Regions from separate parts of the Homo sapiens genome. Here region 2 is linked to region 1. The links are chromatin loops, found by intact Hi-C in ENCODE. Cell type or tissue: K562. All regions are shown on one strand. Links, peaks and the distances in the headings refer to the core of each region. The heading gives the core; the rest is flanking DNA. Region 1 overlaps CSMD2 (CUB and Sushi multiple domains 2). Region 2 overlaps CSMD2 (CUB and Sushi multiple domains 2).

Region 1 (8,328 bases), core at 85-8,084:
GAGAGCTAGGGAGTCACAGTGCATTCTCATGGACAGGACCAGCTGGTGGAGGACTGTGGCATAGTTGACTTTGCTTTATAAACACATCAGGAGAACCAAGTGGCTTCTCCAGGGGCTGGCACATACAGGTAGTTCCTTGGTAGGCCCAAGGGTATCTGTAGGTCCCCTTCATAATCCAAGTATGGGCCAGCTTCAATCATCGTGGCCCAAAAGCTGTGCAGGAACAATAGACTCCACCATCCAGGAGGGTCAAAGTTGGGACATGGAGCTAGCAGTGCAGGCCAGGGGAAGATGAGGATGGGGATCCAGAGGGCCAGGAACAGCTGGAGCTACTGCCTAGGACGCCAGACAAGCGTCGAGCCTTTTGATAGCCAGCAAGGTGTGTTTGCGGGGACAGCTGCGGAGGGCAGACAGAGGCTGCTCCTAGCCATGGAGCATAGGTTGGGAGTACCCAGGAGCACAGGCATCCTCACAGCATGCCCTCAGCCGCTGCGGCCCCAGACTGCACATTTGGGGGTCTGCATCTGTCACATGAGCATCAGTAGCAGGAGTTATGTCCCCAGCTACGCCCCCTAAAAAATTAATAGCTCTTAGAACTGTGACGAACTCTCCAATACCTTTAATCTGCAAGGGACATTTTCAGCATGGTTCTGTGTGTTCCATAATGCTCCAAAAGGCGGTTTTTCATCACAGTAATAACAGCTACCATGCATGTAAGGCCTATAAATTAAGTGTTCTGAAGTATTTCATCTTTATTAACTCATTTAATCCTTACAGCCACCCTATGACATAGGTACTGTTACTATTCTCATTTTGCACATGACAAACTGAGGCACAGAGAGATTAAGTGATTTGACCAGTAGAAAATAAAATCTTCCTCCTACCTCATACATGTAGCTGGTGCCCCTGCCCCACCCCGGGCTCCCCGGTCACACCCACCCTTGCCTAGGTGTGGGCAGAGAACAAACCCTGTGTGTCAGAGCAGCAGGTCAGTGGGTGACCTGCTGGGCAGCGTGTATGATGAGAGAGGAGTTCTAGATCCTTCCAGCAGCCTCCCACCTGCTCTCTGTGCTCCCCACCATCACAGGTCTCGTCAGAGTCCTCCGGAGCCACCTTCATCTACCAAGGCTCTGTCAAGGGCCAAGGCTTTGGGCAGTTCGGCTTTCAAAGACTGGGTAACTAGTGCTTGTCCCCCGGAAGTGTGGGCCCGGGTGGGTGGGAGAGAAACCGTGTGTGCCGTGGTCAGGTAGAGGACTGGGGAAGTTGAACAGTCTGAGGCGGGGGTGCTTTGGCCTCTTTGGGATCAGGGATGCCTCTTGAGATTCTGACAAAAGCCATGGAATATCTCTCCAAAAGCAAACACATGTGCATAACCCACTCAACCTTTGACAAAGTTTCCTGTTCAGACCTGGAGAGGAGAGCCCCCAACTCCAGGGACATTGGCTCTTAGATACAGCCCCCAGCCACACCCTCCAGCCAGCCCTGGGTGTCACCCCTGCCTCAACAAACAACGACACTGTGGAGTGTCTTAGAGCTCTCAGGGTGCCTTGACTGTGATGTCGTTTCTGCCCTAGCCCAGCCCTAGAAGACTGGTTTTGTGCCCATTTTACAGATAAGAAAACTGAGCATTAAGGCCACTTCCCTCCCTGGTCCTTCCCTGGCCTCTTTACCTAGCGTGCTTCCTGTCATCCATGTCAAACATCCACACCTTGGAGCCTTGTCCTGGCCCAGAGCCTCTGGGTGCCCAGCCTCAGACTCTGGTGGGGGGAGGGGTCTGGTTTCTCAGAAGCAGGGGAGGGGGAAACAGGAGGCAGCCGCAGGTGCGTGACAGCCTCTCTGTACCCCAGGCACTGACACCTCCCATCGCCGGGGCCCTTGCCTGCCAAGGCAGTCCACTCCATGTCCTCTGGCTCCAAGCTCCTGAAAGCTTCTCTGGACTGAGCCACGGTCTGCTCCCACCCTTTCCCACCCACACTGCTCCTCCCCCGGAGTTGTCCCAGCTCTGCCCTCATGAGCTGCATGGACTGAGACCACTGTCTTCCACACAGCACCCTTCACCTACTGCAAGATGGCCAGGCACGCTGCAAAGGCCTTAGAAAATCACAGTTTTTGTTCTGGCTCCACAGCAGACATCCTGTCCCCTCTCAGAGCCCCAGCCCCTCAGTTAGCAGGGTGCCTACTGGGGCCACAGTTTCTACTTGTGTTCTTCTGAGCCTTCCCAGTCTGCAGGGGAGGGTGAGGAAGGAGGAGAGGCAGCCTTTCAGAAGGAGATGCTTCAGCTTCAACCAGAACAGTTTCACCTTCATCTGTCTTATATTTTGTTGTGCCTGTAAGGTTTCATCTGATAAAAGGCTGCTACAGCCAAAAGAACTTTAGAGACTTCTAAAGGGCTGCACCCTTGTAAGAGTTTCTGTTGAGCCATGGTTTCAGGCTCCTCTGCGGATGGTCCTCTGGGTGCCATCTGAGCAGCACAAGGTAGATGCATGCAGGACCCTGCCCCCAAGGACTGAGTGTGCACGTGGAGGCAGGCGGGCAGCCCTGGGCACACCTGCCTCCCGTGCTGAGCAGGAGTGAGGAGCACCCTGAGTGGCAGCCCTGCTTCCCAAGAGTGTATAGTCGGGGAGGGTAGCCAACGGAGCCTCAGACTGTGTCTCGTGACTTGACTTTTCTGCTTTGGGACTTTACAGACCTCAGGCTGCTGGAGTCAGACCCCGAGTCCATTGGCCGCCACTTTGCTTCCAACAGCAGCTCAGTGGCAGCCGCGATCCTGGTGCCTTTCATCGCCCTCATTATTGCGGGCTTCGTGCTCTATCTCTACAAGCACAGGTACCGTGCAGGAAGGAGGCAGGGCGGGCATCAGGCAGGCCTCCCTCTCTCCCTCCAGGGCCCCCCGCACCAGACCCCTAAGCCTCTCTGTGTCGCTCTTTTCATGCCGTGGGCACTTCCTCTTTTATCGCCAGGAGAAGACCCAAAGTTCCTTTCAATGGCTATGCTGGCCACGAGAACACCAATGTTCGGGCCACATTTGAGAACCCAATGTACGACCGCAACATCCAGCCCACAGACATCATGGCCAGCGAGGCGGAGTTCACAGTCAGCACAGTGTGCACAGCAGTATAGCCACCCGGCCTGGCCGCCACCACCGCCACCGAGAGCCCCGCCTCCAGCAGCCGGTGAGCAGGGGTGTGGGAGGAAGACAGGCCATGACAAGCACAGACAGGGACCTATGCGTGCCAGGGGCTCCACCCAACGGAGTCGCACACACCACATAGACACACCCAGTAAGAGGAGAGCTGTGCATTGAGCATCATTGTGTAACAGGCACTGAACCAGGCCCTTTGTGGATCTAATATATTGAATCCCTGCACGCCCTGTGAGGTAGAAGCTTGTGGGAGCCCCATTACAGATGAGAAAACTGAGCTGCATAGAAACTAACTTGAGCAAGGTCACACAGCTCAGAAGGGGTGGGGTCGAAATCCAATCCCAGGCTGACTGGCTCCAGAAACTGCTCCTCACCCCTGGGCTTGGCAGAACATCGGCATGTACTAGTCTGTTTCTCTCTAGAGAAACAGAACCAACTGGATATATACATCCTCTGGGTCGAAGTCAAGCCCTGGAGATCTGTAGAGCTATACAGAGATGCACATATATCTGTGTATATAGGTATATTGTGTATATATATACATTCATACACTATAAACGCAATACATATACCCCATATCAAGATATATCCATACCTATCCATCTATATATAGATACGCATCTCCGTAGAGCTATATGTAAATGTTATATAGAGATAGAAATATAAATAAATATATATTTAGAGAGAGAGATTCATCTAAGGAATTGGCTGGCAAGGTGGAAATCTAAAGGGCAGGCCAGCAGGCTAGAAATTCCAGCAGGAGTTGATGCTGTCATCTTGAGTCCAAAAGCAGTCAGAGACGGAATTCCTTCCTCTTTGGAGCACCTCAGTCTTTTTCTTAAGGCCTTCAGCTGATTGAACGAGGCCCACACACATTATGGAGACTCAAAGTCTACTGATTTCAAAGTTAATTTTATCTAAAAAGATACCTTCACAGCAATATCCAGATTGGTGTTTGACCCATCAACTGAGCACCATAGCCTAGGCAGGTTTACTTACAAAATTCCCCACATTGAGCACAACAGAGGGGAGGAGCTCCCGGAAATATAGACAGGGGGCAGACACACCCACACGTGTACACGGTCATGCACACACACACACACACATACGCATACATGCACACAGGCATGCATCTGACAGGCCCACTGGGAAGGAACTGATGAATCTAAAAGGCACTGCCTCTTCCTCACTGTGTCCTCCTTCGATGACACCCTCACCTCTGGGACCTATGACCCTTCAGGAGTTGCCCCAACACGATGTCCAAGCTGCACCCCTCTGAGAACTGTCTTCTCCCACACATCCCGCTTTCTGGGGATAGGCAGGTGCCCCCTCTCAGGTCCTGTGCTGAAGGACTCTGGGGAGAAGAGTCACAGAGCCAGCCAGGTAGGGATTCCCAGTGAGGGCGGTGGAAAATCCGCCAAGTGGGCCACCAGCCAAACCCAGGGCTAGTGTTGCGCTCCCTCCCCACGCTCCTGTGCATGGCCGCTCACGTGGCAGATTCTCCCAGCCACACACAAATGGCAGTGCAGCGAGGAAACAGGCTTTTATGAGGGTGCCTGCAAAGGCCACCAACAGAGATGGTGGGGACAGTTCCTGCGGAGGGGGTTACAAGAGCAGCAAATGTCATTATCACTGCCCAGCCCCTGACGTGCTTTACTCCCTTTCTGCCTCACAACTCCTGGAGGATTTCACAGTTTCAGCCTGAGTCCCAGATGGTGAGTGAGTCAGGGACTCAGCAGATGCAGCTCCTGAATACAAACAATTTATGGAAAGAGCTTTTCCCCATCTTTTTACGTCTCTCCAAAACAAACATTTAAATAAGGGTTCCCCCTTATTCCAGTGGGATTGTTTTAGCATGCCAAAATTACTCCTCAAGTTTCATCTGTATGCCCAATCTTTATTTTTTCCTTCTCAGAACTCTTATCAATAGAAGGCAAAAGAGAAAAAGAAAAATCCCCTCTGATGATGTAAATCGGGGCTTGGAGATGATCAGTGATGAATCTGATTCACTGCATGAATTATTGAACAGTGTAAGAAAGAAACAAGAATGCCGCTGACCTCCACACAGTCACTCTTGCTCCACACCTGGGTTCTGCTGGGTTCCAGGTGCTGGTGTGCGCCATGCTGTCACCTCCGGGTCGGCTGGGGTTGGTGGCTCCACATCTGGCCAGCCCTCAGCATTGGCCCCTTGCCAGCAGGCTCTGAACCCACTGCCCAGCCCACAGGTCTCCAGCAGGGCCCCTCTGACCACTTCTGCCCACAGCTGGAGCATAAAGAAAGCAAGAGCCACCCTGAACAGACACACACACATTGCAAATGAGTGACTAGATGGTAATTTTTTTTTAAATAATGCCAAGGAGAAAAGCTGAAATTAAAATAAACACCCTACTAAGGAAGCAACGAGGCCTGTGCGGTCAGTGAGTAACAGGGCGGGGGAACAGGGCTGTGTGATGATGTTTGCCAACCCTTCCTCCATTAAAAAAAAGTATCAAAAATGAGATTTCACAACTGTGTCACTACAAAAATGAATATAATCCAGCCTGGATTCTTTATTACAGAGCCATTATTATCCTAGTCATTTTTTTTTTTTCATCTGATTTTGAAAGAAACTAAAATTAGAATGTTTTCCTGGGTTCCTAAAAGTATGGTGGCCCCCAAGCACTGGGCCTCCAGGTCTAATGGCGAAGTTGGCCCTGCAAGGGAAAAAGACAGAAAAATACATGTTCTGCTGCACGTATTCCCTACCTACCCCCATCCCCAACCTGGGAAGATTAAAAATCAAAGTGAAGATTGAGGTGACTCATCTCTTTCCCGCTTGTGCCTTCTTTTCTTTGCCGCTTTGCTTTTCCTCCTCTGCTCCCGGCCCCTCCCCTCCCACTGCCTCTTTTTTCTTTGCAAACTCAGGTGTGATCTGTTTGTTCCCAGTTCCCCAGGGGGCAGGAAGTAGGCTCCCCTGAGCACAGTGCCCAGTGCCCATCTTCGTTCGTCTCCTTGCCTGTGTCTGCTACTGCTGGGACTCAGGCCCTCGCCCTGCCGCCATCTATGCCAGTTACCCTGGAGAGGACTCCTGCCGTGTCCTGAAAAGGCAGAAAAGGAAGAGGGGCTGCAGACAGAGGAAGAAAGTTTATGGATTTAAAATAGCAAAGCAACTTGTGGATCTGTGTGTGTGTGTGTGTGTATGGGCCTGATCACACACAAACACACACACCTCTCCTTCATTCACGTCCTATGGAAGAGACCATAAAGGCTTCAAAACTAGAAGTGCGCATGAAGGATGCTTCATGCCCTGTTCCCCACACAGAGAAGAGATGAAGAGGGGGAGGTACGGTCAGCTTTCAAAACAATATGCCCCCCGCCCATCCCATGTGTGAGGACATGGTGACTCGGTGACTGTAACAGTAGGACACATCCCATCATGCGGTCAGAGTGCAGAAACCCGGTCAGCGTGCAGAAACCAGCTGTCTGCTGATGAACGGCCCATCTGCACAGCGGCAGCAAGGATTACCCCAAGGGCAGGAAAAAAGTCTTTGGAAATAGATTGAAAATCAGTTTCTTTATTTTTTTCAAACACTGTTTTATTGAGTTCTAAACCCAGTGGATTAAAAAGTCATTTGGGTCCTGGGAAGCACTGGGAAAGAAGGGAGAGCCGGGGAGGATAGGGCAGGAGTCTGGCCAGGAGCCCAAGGTCAAGTCTGGCTGTCAACTGACAAAGAGAAGAGAAGACAAGTCTGTGGCCCAGACAGGATGCCAAGTCTGGGGGCAGCAGCAGGGTCCTTGAGAGAACAGGGGAGCAAGCCTGCCCCAGTACCCAAAAAACAATGGCTATCATGTACTGGGGTTATTCTCTGTGCCTGACACTTTACCTGTAGTATTTCTAGTCTGCACAATAACACCAAAATGTAGGATTTGTTATTCCCCTTTGACAGATGAGAAAACAGAAGCCTGCAAAGGTAAAGACAGAGTTAGGAAGTGTGGAGTCAGAATGCAAACCCAGATCAGTCTGCCCCAAAGTCCACTACACCAGCTGCCAGAAACCCTGTTCTAGAAGGGGCAGCTAAGAAGGGAGGAGCCGATGAATCTCTACAGTAGCACTGTGGCCAGGTCTGGAAAGCCAGGCAAGACACCTGTGTGTCCTATCTGGGTTCTGCTGTCTCCGCGTAGGCAGCTTCGGGGCAAGGATTCAACTCCCCAGGCCTCCCACGGTTGGTGCTGGCTCCTTGGCTCCCAGCAGCCGCTGACCATAGCCAGCAAAAGACCTGGCAGGTCCTGAATCAAAACAACAGAGTGGCTGAAAGTCACACCTCTCCAGCTCCTTGCGAGTGGGTTTGATTGATTTTGACAGCTATATCATGCTTGGGTCGTTCATGAATTCCATGAGAATTGTTGGGAAGTTCATGAGTTTAGGAATCAAAGTATAGCATTTAGGGCCACTTTCTCTGTCCTCGGGAAGGCCCCCACAAGCTTAAGCCCCTGTATACGTGTGACATGCTGGCCTCAGAGATTCATGTCACATATTGAAATAGCAAATAGAAATGTGCAGGAGCGGAGGGACAGCGACACCTGGTTCTTAAGCAAATTCTAGATTGGAACAATTAGAAGATCTGACTGATGTTAAGAGTGGCCAGAGGAAAGTGAGAGGCGTCCATTTCCAGCAGACACAATGGAGGCTGACAGAGGCAGGAGCCTACCCCTGGCCACACCACCTCTGGGACACGGCACCCCCCTGGGCCTGGAGGGAGAGGGCCAATCCAGACACACTCACACTCTCATCTCTTTCCTTGGCTGGAAACAAGTGCAGGAAGCTCCCCTCCCAATTTCTTATGCTCCCTTCCCCCTTACACTCCTCTCCTTCGACTGCTCCCTTCCCCCTTCTTATGCCCCTCTCAGACCACCCAGCGGATGCCTATTCCCGCCCCCCACCCCTCCCCTGCGTCTCCTTGTAAAGTTCCATGAGATGCTCGAGGAGCACCTGCTGGTGGGGCACCCAGCACTCTGCTGGGCATCACCCTCCGCACCCCTGACATTTCTCTCCACCTCCAGAGGCTTGGAAGGGAACAGGGCAGATGAGGCCCTTCACCCACCATCTACGCCATATACCCATCACCATCCCATGAGGAAAAAAAAAAAAGTAAAACAAAGACAAAAAAAATCTTTTGTACAGAGATATATTTTTATTATACAAAGTT
Region 2 (8,328 bases), core at 283-8,282, 87 kb before region 1:
GAACTAATCCCATTTAGGAGGGTGGGCCACCAAATGCCCTGCCTCCAAATACCCTCACATGAGGGATTAGGTTTCAACATAGGGATTTGATGGGACAGAAATATTCAGGCCCTAACACCCGTCACAGGAAGTCAAAATCCTCCCATAATCCCATCCTGTCACTACCCTATGCAGAGATACACACTTTCAACAATTCAATATGTATTCCCCGCTTTTCTCGGTATATATATTGCTGTAGCTATATTTTTAGCCAAAATTGGATCGTACTATAGTTTTCCAATTTTGTTTTTTAAAGTTAATTTTTAATTACACAAACAATTTACAAACATATTTATCTTTTAAAAAAAGAAAAATACAAGAAAGAAATTAAAACCTTACAAGTAAGGCCAAAGCTCTCTTTGTCTATAGCCTCCAAACCCAGGATTATTCTCCAGAAACGGCTACTATTGTTTAGTTGTGACCTTTCCAGGCCTGGATATATGTATGCTACATGTACCTGTGAAAAATATGTAACATTTTATAAAATTTTTTGACCACGTTTTCTATATAAATAGTACCATCCTATATGCAGCTTTCTGAGAGTTGACTTCTTTATTCTGGAAATAATATGGTGGGGATGGAGCTCCTCCCTTGCCAGAGAAGAATACTGAGGGGGTACTGGGCTTCTCATTTAGGGAAAGCCTTAAAGGGCATCCCACGAGGTGGGTGCAACTGAATCAGTTCTGCAGGAGACTTCAGGGTTCCGGGGTCCATCTCAGGGAAAGCTTTGGTAAGTGCGGCTGGGCTTGTCATCTAGAGGGAGCCTCAGGAGAAGCTGGGCCTTGCACCCAGACAGAGCCACTTCACTGGTGTTAGCACAGCTGCCACACCCAGGGAAGGTGTGTGCAGGCTCATCACAGAGGCCAGCCTTGCCCAAGGATGTCTGTGCCTATTATCTGGGAGGTGTGTACCTGTCAAACAGGTCATGACGCGTCGGATGGCCGTGATGTCACAGGAGGGACTTGGTCCCAAATATGTCCTCTCAGAGACAGATGCAACGCCTTCCCCCAAGGCTTTCCTGTGTCTTAGTTTGTTAGGGCTGCCATAAGAAAGTACCACAAACTGGGTGGCTTAAACAACGGAAACTTACTGTCCAATGGCTCTGGGGCTGGATGGTCAAGATCAAGGTGTCAGCAGAGTTGGTTCCTTCTGAGGCCCATGAGGGAGACTCTGTCCGGGCCCCTCCCCTGGCTTCTGGTAGTTCATGACAATCTTGGCATTCTCAGCTCTTAGAAGTATCACCCCGACCTCTGGCTTCATCTTCACATGGTGCTCTTCATGTGCCTCTGTCTCCAAATTCCCACCTTCTATAAAGACACCAGTCATATTGGATCAGAGCCCACCCTAGTGACCTCATTTTAATTTCCATAAGTTTGGTAAAGATCCTGTCTATTTCCCATAAGGTCATATTCACAAGGAGTGAAGTCTTCAGCATATGAATTTTGGGAGACATATTTCAGCCCCTTGCACCCCTCCCAGGCCCAAGTGCTCTCTCCCTGAGACCTTCCTTCTCGGATAAATATAAGGAATGGCAGTGCCACCATTGTGCCAGGGACAGCTGCCCTGGGCCCACCCCGTGCACTGTGCCTTCACCCTAGACAATGGGCACGGTCCTGCCACTGAATCCCTGTGATGGGACCAGCCACTCGCTGTGCTCCCCGTGTGATGAGCCCACTTGTCCTTGTAAAGGTTGTGCCTGTGTGACCGCCTCAGATTCTCCATTGACTCCCTCGACAGAAGAGGCCTAACTACCCCCACAGAGCCCTGGCCTTGGGCTCACTCGCCCCTGATTCCCCAGCCCCCATCTTTGGAAATGCTCCCACTATGGCCACCCTGCACAAGGGGCCCCGCTGTCCCCCTGAGGTTTCCTGGACGACAAGCCAACATTCGGGACTAGTGTCCCTCCCTGGGATGGGCCTGTCTCTCCCACTGAGGTTTGCAGCCTCCACAGGCCCAGTCCTCCTCTGATAACTTTCCCTGCGTAGGGAGGCCAGGGGGCAGCGAGTTGCCTTCAGACACCCAGCTCCTCCACCAGGAGTTGGCCCAACATGTGAGAGGCACAGCGACATCCAATGGGGCTTCCACCCTATAATGGGCCCCCTCCTCCCACAAGCATGTGACCTTCAGGACTTGCCTGGATGTTCCCCTTCAGTCCCAGGCACAGCCACTCCCTCAGCGTTCACCTGTCTGCCACAGTCCCAAGGACTCCTGTGGAGCCACACATGGTGCCGGGGCACCTGCTCCCCTCAGACTTGGGCTCCACCCCTATTAAGGCTTCTCGTTTGGGGCGATCCCAACCTCTTGGGCTAGGTTGCCTCTAGGGCCAGAGGCCTAAGTATTCCCACAGAGGCCTCATCATTTGTGATAGGCCCAAATAACTCTCCCTGACCATAAGCCCACACTCTCTGTTTACACCTTCCTCCGCCGTACGGAGCGGCACCTCGTAAGCAAGCTCTGACCACTCTCCCCAGGTTTTTCCTCTGGGGAAAAACCCAGCTTCAATGAACGAGCCATTTGTCCCCACTGAGGCTGTTTCTGTCAGACCCAGCTCTCTATGGCCCCTCGACTTTCCTTAGAAGTCCAACTCTTTACTCTTTCTCAAAATTCCTCCAACTGATACTCTGCACTTCCCATGCTAGGGTCTTCTTTTCTCTTCTTTAAGTAAAGATTCCCATCAAGTTCTTAGTAGCAGCATAAGCAACTCCTAGCCAGGCCTCCCGGTCCGACATGCTTAATGTGTTCCATGACAATTTCTCAGGAGGGTTCTGTTTATAAAGAACTTAGCAAAATGGCTAAGATGTACAATTGTCCCCAAATGCTAGGCATCATCATTATTAATGTTTTAAAATAATGGCATTTTGCTTGAAATTGTATCTACCTGATTATGGCACTTTGTTTGGAAGTGTGTTCCCACTGTCACCAGGTGTGTCCCTTTAGAACAAACCCACTTGCTTTCCTGAGGAGTCCTTCTTTGGGGAAGTTCATCCTTCCTCCTCTTAGGGTTTATTTCTGCCTTATATGGCCAACCTCTCCCTTTGAAGCTTCTTGCAGGGGAACAGGCTCTGAGGTTTCTCTCAGTGTTGAGGTACTCTCACTGAAGTTTCTGTCTTTTTGAAGAGCCTAGATCCTTCCACTGGAGATGATTCCTGTAGGAGAGGCCCAGCTGCTCTCATCAAGGCTGCTCCTGGCTTCCCACACACAGCCACTCCCTTCCTTCTCTCCCCGTCTCTGAGTCCACGTGGCTACCCTGAGCCTTTCTGTAAAGACCCAACCCATCCCATTGGGTTGCCTCCCTGGGCAAAAGGCCCCCTGCTTCCGCTGAGACTTTCGTTGCCAAACGGCCCAAACCCCCGTGCTGCAGGGCCAGGCCTGTCCTGGGGCTAAGCAGCCACCCCACCCATGTGGTTGCTCAGTTTTTGGCACACCCAATTACCTCAATGATTTCCCAGGGAAACCTGCCCAGTTCCTCCCCCTGAGACTTCCCTGTGAGGTACTGAATGGAAACATAACACAGCCACGTGAGTGCTCAGGAAATGTTATCTTCAAGATCCGCGTTATTGATGTTGTTATTACGTATGAGAAACACATGTACTTCTAAGAAGCATCTATCCAGTCCCAACTACTTCCACTGAGGATTCCCACTGTAGGAACGTTCTGTCTCCTCCCGCTGCCAATTTCCTGAGTGGAGTGGGCGCAATTACTGCCACGAAGGCTGTTCTGTGTCCTGTGGACCCAATTCATCAAAGGCCTTGCTCAGGAATCCCTCAGCAGCCTCTCCCCAATGGACTGGCCTCAGCTGCTTCCATGGAGGCATCTCCTGTGGAGTCAGGCCACCCACTCTCATGGAAACAGCTTCCCTGCCCTTTGGAGGGACTTGCTTTGTGACAGCCACACGTCCCTTAGCCCAGCTACTCCCTCTGAAAAGCTTCTCTCCTTGCCACAGATTTGACTTACTCCCACCAGATTTCTTCCTTCCTGAGAGGTTTTGATCTCTCGGAGTTGGAAAGAACCAACTCAACTCCTCCCGTCGCCGCTTCCTATGTCTGGGATCTTGATCCTGGTTGTGAAGGTTCAATGAGATAAGCAACATGAAAGGAGTTAGGCTGGTGCCTGGCCCCCAGTGGCACTCAGTGAATAGAGGTTCAATTGAGCAATGTCTTCCTTGAGCCTCCTTTTCCTACGGAATTACTAATAATAGATACTATTTACTGAGCTTTCACCATGTGCCAGTACTGTGGAAAGAGCTATGTATGTGTTATCCTACTTAGTCCTCAAAATAATCATTCTATACACAGGAAAACTGAGGCGTACACAAGTTAAATTACTTACCCAAAGCCAATGACTTGTACATGACAAAGGTCCATCTGAGTCCAAATCTTGAGGCTTCACCACTATGCTTTCTGCCGCTCCTATTTTCTGGTCAGAGAGAATAAAGTGACCTTTTCTCCGGATCTTTTCCAGCCTATGAACTTCAAGAGTGCCCAGACCCAGAGCCCTTTGCCAATGGCATTGTGAGGGGAGCTGGCTACAACGTGGGACAATCAGTGACCTTCGAGTGCCTCCCGGGGTATCAATTGACTGGCCACCCTGTCCTCACGTGTCAACATGGCACCAACCGGAACTGGGACCACCCCCTGCCCAAGTGTGAAGGTATGTCGCTCCCTCATCCCCAGCAGTTCTTCCTGGGGTACTCGTGGAGACTGGTCCAGAGCAATCCCATGTTCCACCTACCTGCTCTGTGGGATCTCCAGGGCTGGAGGTCCAGGCAAACTGTGGTCCATCCTGTTTTCACATGGTGTGGCCCAGCCTCTCCAGGGAGAGGGTCCTGGTGACAGGGCTCCGGGCCAGCACTAGGGAGGACCTGGAGGAGATGTGGGCCACAGCCAAGAGGAAGACACACCCAGCCCTTGGGAAGATCCACCCTGACAGACTGGAGGACTCCCATTGGAAGGGAAGGCTCCATGTGAGGGAGTGGGAGCCCAGTGGTATGCTGAGAGCTAGAGAGGTAGAGTTAATCCAGGCACCTGCCCAAAGGGAGAAGAGCATGAAGCCTCTTTATAAGAACTCTCTTGCTCCCCTCTTCATCTTCCCCCTCCCTGCTCCATTATACTCTCCTTCTACACAGGGCTGGAGAGACCTGAGTTGATCTATCAGGGAGCTGGAGGTGGCACTTTCTTGGGTCTTCTTCCTTACCCAGAACCAGGAAGGAAGGTGACCAAGAGCTTGTGCTGCCTCCACCCTCATCTGCACACTTCAGTTCCATTTGCCTTCCCTCTTCATTCTGGCATCCCATCATTTTCCTGGAGGAGTGGCAGAAATTTGTCTTGAAAAAGGAAGCCTTAGCAAGGGCAGTAATCCAGGAAAGAGTGCCCCAGCTCTAGGATCAGATCACCCCAGGCTCCAACTCAAACCCCTTTGCCTCTCTAAGCTTCAGGTTCTTCCTCAGTAAAGTGGGACTTCTCATCTTTATTTCACAAGAGCTGGAGGACTTCACAGATGGCTCACTCTCAGACTCAAACTCTCAGTTTAACTCTCGATGGAAAGAGGACCTTGTTTGCGAAACTGAGCCGTTCTGGTGTTGGAATGTAAAACCATGATTTCTAAAACTATTATAGCCTCAGTTAGTTTTTCAGATTTTCAGAGCTCTGCTCTGCGTAACCAGTTGGTCATTCCGCAATTGTTGGCCCATCACGTGCTGTGCAACAAGCCTCATCCTGGGCTTTCTTCCATTCTCACACCTTGTTTGTCTTTTTGTGGCATCACAGGAGAGAGAAAAGAGCAGCGCTTTCTCAGTCTGCTAGCTTGAGCCAGAAGCTGTTCTTCCTCCTCAGAAGCCTTCTTCCCTTGGCTTCTCTGACACCATACTCTCTTGCTTTCTCCCATGTCCCTAATGGCAAATTTTAAGCCCCTTAATATAGCACACATGACCCTTAGGTTAGGGCCTAGTCCCTGCTGACCTCCCATATTCTCCAGTCTTGCAGATTTTATGTTCCAGCCTAAGCTGAAATACTTTGTTTTCCAATGTGCCATGTTTTCTTGCCTCTGGGTCTTAGCATATGTTGTTCCTTTCCCATACAGCATTCCTCTCTCTTACCTTGCCTACTTAACCCTAGTCATCCCTTAGGTCTGAGTATAAATATGAATTCTAGAAGGAGTCCTTTCTTACTCTCACAAAACCAGATGCAGGGCTCCCCCAAACACCCCCGTGGCATTCATGATGATGACATGGTCCAGCCTGTGCTACAGATGCTGGTGTGTTTGGCTGTGTCCCAGTGGTGTGTGTGCCTGGGACAGAACTAGAGTACCTTGTTCCCCACTGTCTCCCAGGCCATGGCTGGCACCCAGGAGATATTCAGCTTATGTAGCAGGGATGGCGTGTACCTGTGCACCACTTTCAGGATGTACGTGCATTCACAGGACCCCTGGCCTCTGCTTGGAATCTGTTGGGATTCTCTCTCCTCAGTCTGGTCTGCCCCAACCAGATGTCTGCTTGATGCCCCATGTCAGCTACAACACTCATTATTCTGGACCATGGTGTTTGGGGATTTTTGTCCACCATCCCCATCTATTTTCCTCCATGGTGACTGATTCTGAATACCATGAAGATGTCAAAGTCTTTTCATCCTCCTGCCTGAGGCCTAAATCAGTGAGACTAAAATTGAGTATTGCTTTTGGGGAACAGGAAGATAAGGAGAGAGGATCTTATCTACATAGCAAATGCGTCCTCTTCCAGGGCCTGGGCTGAACATTTTGCCTGCATCGTTTCACCTCATCACCACCACAATCCTATGGGGGAGGTATTCTTAGTTCCATTTTACAGGTGAGGAAATGGAGACTCAGGGAGGCTAAACTACTTATCTAAGACTATCTGCTCAATACATCGTTCAGCTATGATTTGAACCCAACCTTAGCCTCACCCCAGGAACCCTCAACTCGAAGTCTAGACCACAAGTACCACTCTAGAAAGAGCAGATCAAAGAGGAAGAAAGAAAGACTTTCCTAATTTCTTAGCTCTTCCCAGCAAAAGCACTGCAGCTCTGACCCTAACGTCTGCTCCCTCCCATTCCTGGGAAGGGAGAGGGGACAGCTTCAGGGCATCCTTTCTTCTTGGCAGTTCTCTTCATAAGAAAGAGAAAGAGGGAGGCTGAGGCAGACCCACAGAGGGGCCTGCAGTGATGATTGAGAGCCAGCCAGGGTGTTCTGTGTGGGGACTGGTGGGTAGAACCAGGTGCAGCCATCCTCAGCTTGGCCTCCCCTTCCGCATCCCACCCAACCTCCCTGACAGGATGATTAGTTCTGGGAGCTGGGATTTCCTCAGGAAGGCATCTGAATTCTCAGGTGGGTACCGAGGCCCTGCACTTACGTTTGTGTTCCCTCCCTGGCAGTCCCTTGTGGCGGGAACATCACTTCTTCCAACGGCACTGTGTACTCCCCGGGGTTCCCTAGCCCGTACTCCAGCTCCCAGGACTGTGTCTGGCTGATCACCGTGCCCATTGGCCATGGCGTCCGCCTCAACCTCAGCCTGCTGCAGACAGAGCCCTCTGGAGATTTCATCACCATCTGGTAGGCCAGGTGCCATGTCAACAGCCAATTAGAAAGGAGCATTACTGGGGTTCTACACTGGGTTACCAGTCAGTTACCTATTGGTTTAGAAAAACCAAGAGGTGAATGGTTTTTAAAGGCTGTCAGCCTCCTGGGTTTCAAATAAACATAGTGGAATGGGGCTCAGCTCCAACTGGCCATTATGGCTCCTTAAAGGGAGAGGAATGGGAGGGCAGTGGCTCCCAGCCTGCAACCCTGCCAGGGCCAGGGAAAGTACCAGTGGGTGTGTTAATGGGAGTAGGTGTGGGTACACAGACTTTCCTCGGTATTTCCAGAGTTCAAACCAACATTCTACATGTACCTGGGCTAAGCCACCCAGACTAATGGAAGAGATTTGAGGTGGAATTTTGTGATGTCCCGTTGGTCATCTGGTGCTGAGCCAGCACTTTCCAGCAGAACTTTCTGCAGTGATGGAACTGTTCTATGTCTATGCTGCCCAATATGGTAGCCACTGGCTACAGAGTACTTGGATATGACTGAGGGTCTGATTTTTAAATGTTATTTAATCTTGATAATTTAAATGTAAATAGCCATGTGTGGCTGGCAGTGGCTGAATTGGACAGCTCAGCTCTGAGTTATGTAGTTATATACAACAAGAGTTAATTTTACATTGGGAATACAAATTAGCATTTGATATGTGCAGTTTCCTGGACAGTTTCTTCCCAAACCACTGGATCTTTGGAAGAG

Evidence for each region. Peaks named below come from ENCODE experiments on the same cell type or tissue, not always from the same donor. Only the 100,000 strongest peaks of a DNase experiment are listed, where the experiment ranks them.
Region 2: a loop joins it to region 1, with 2.1 times the contacts of the local background. A loop is called at or near these places in 4 of 110 quality-filtered maps.

The regions. Positions count from the first base shown.
Region 1 is chr1:33,514,310-33,522,637 of GRCh38, reverse strand. It overlaps CSMD2 (CUB and Sushi multiple domains 2), which reads left to right. Exons shown (of 71, transcript NM_001281956.2): 68 at 1,088-1,175; 69 at 2,688-2,826; 70 at 2,961-3,173; 71 at 6,068-8,328. The coding sequence ends at 3,120. Among named protein-coding and RNA genes, the nearest start is that of ZSCAN20, 46 kb to the right of the region's middle. RefSeq lists an enhancer at 2,513-3,049. In K562, for the core only: no CTCF peak of the experiment used is centred there; a DNase peak (open chromatin) is centred at 3,197; H3K27me3 peaks cover 6,643 bases.
Region 2 is chr1:33,601,643-33,609,970 of GRCh38, reverse strand. CSMD2 (CUB and Sushi multiple domains 2) reads left to right here. Exons shown (of 71, transcript NM_001281956.2): 42 at 4,501-4,689; 43 at 7,425-7,602. Among named protein-coding and RNA genes, the nearest start is that of ZSCAN20, 130 kb to the right of the region's middle. RefSeq lists enhancers at 1,508-2,008, 2,009-2,509, 3,787-4,986. In K562, for the core only: no CTCF peak of the experiment used is centred there; no DNase peak of the experiment used is centred there; H3K27me3 peaks cover 1,834 bases.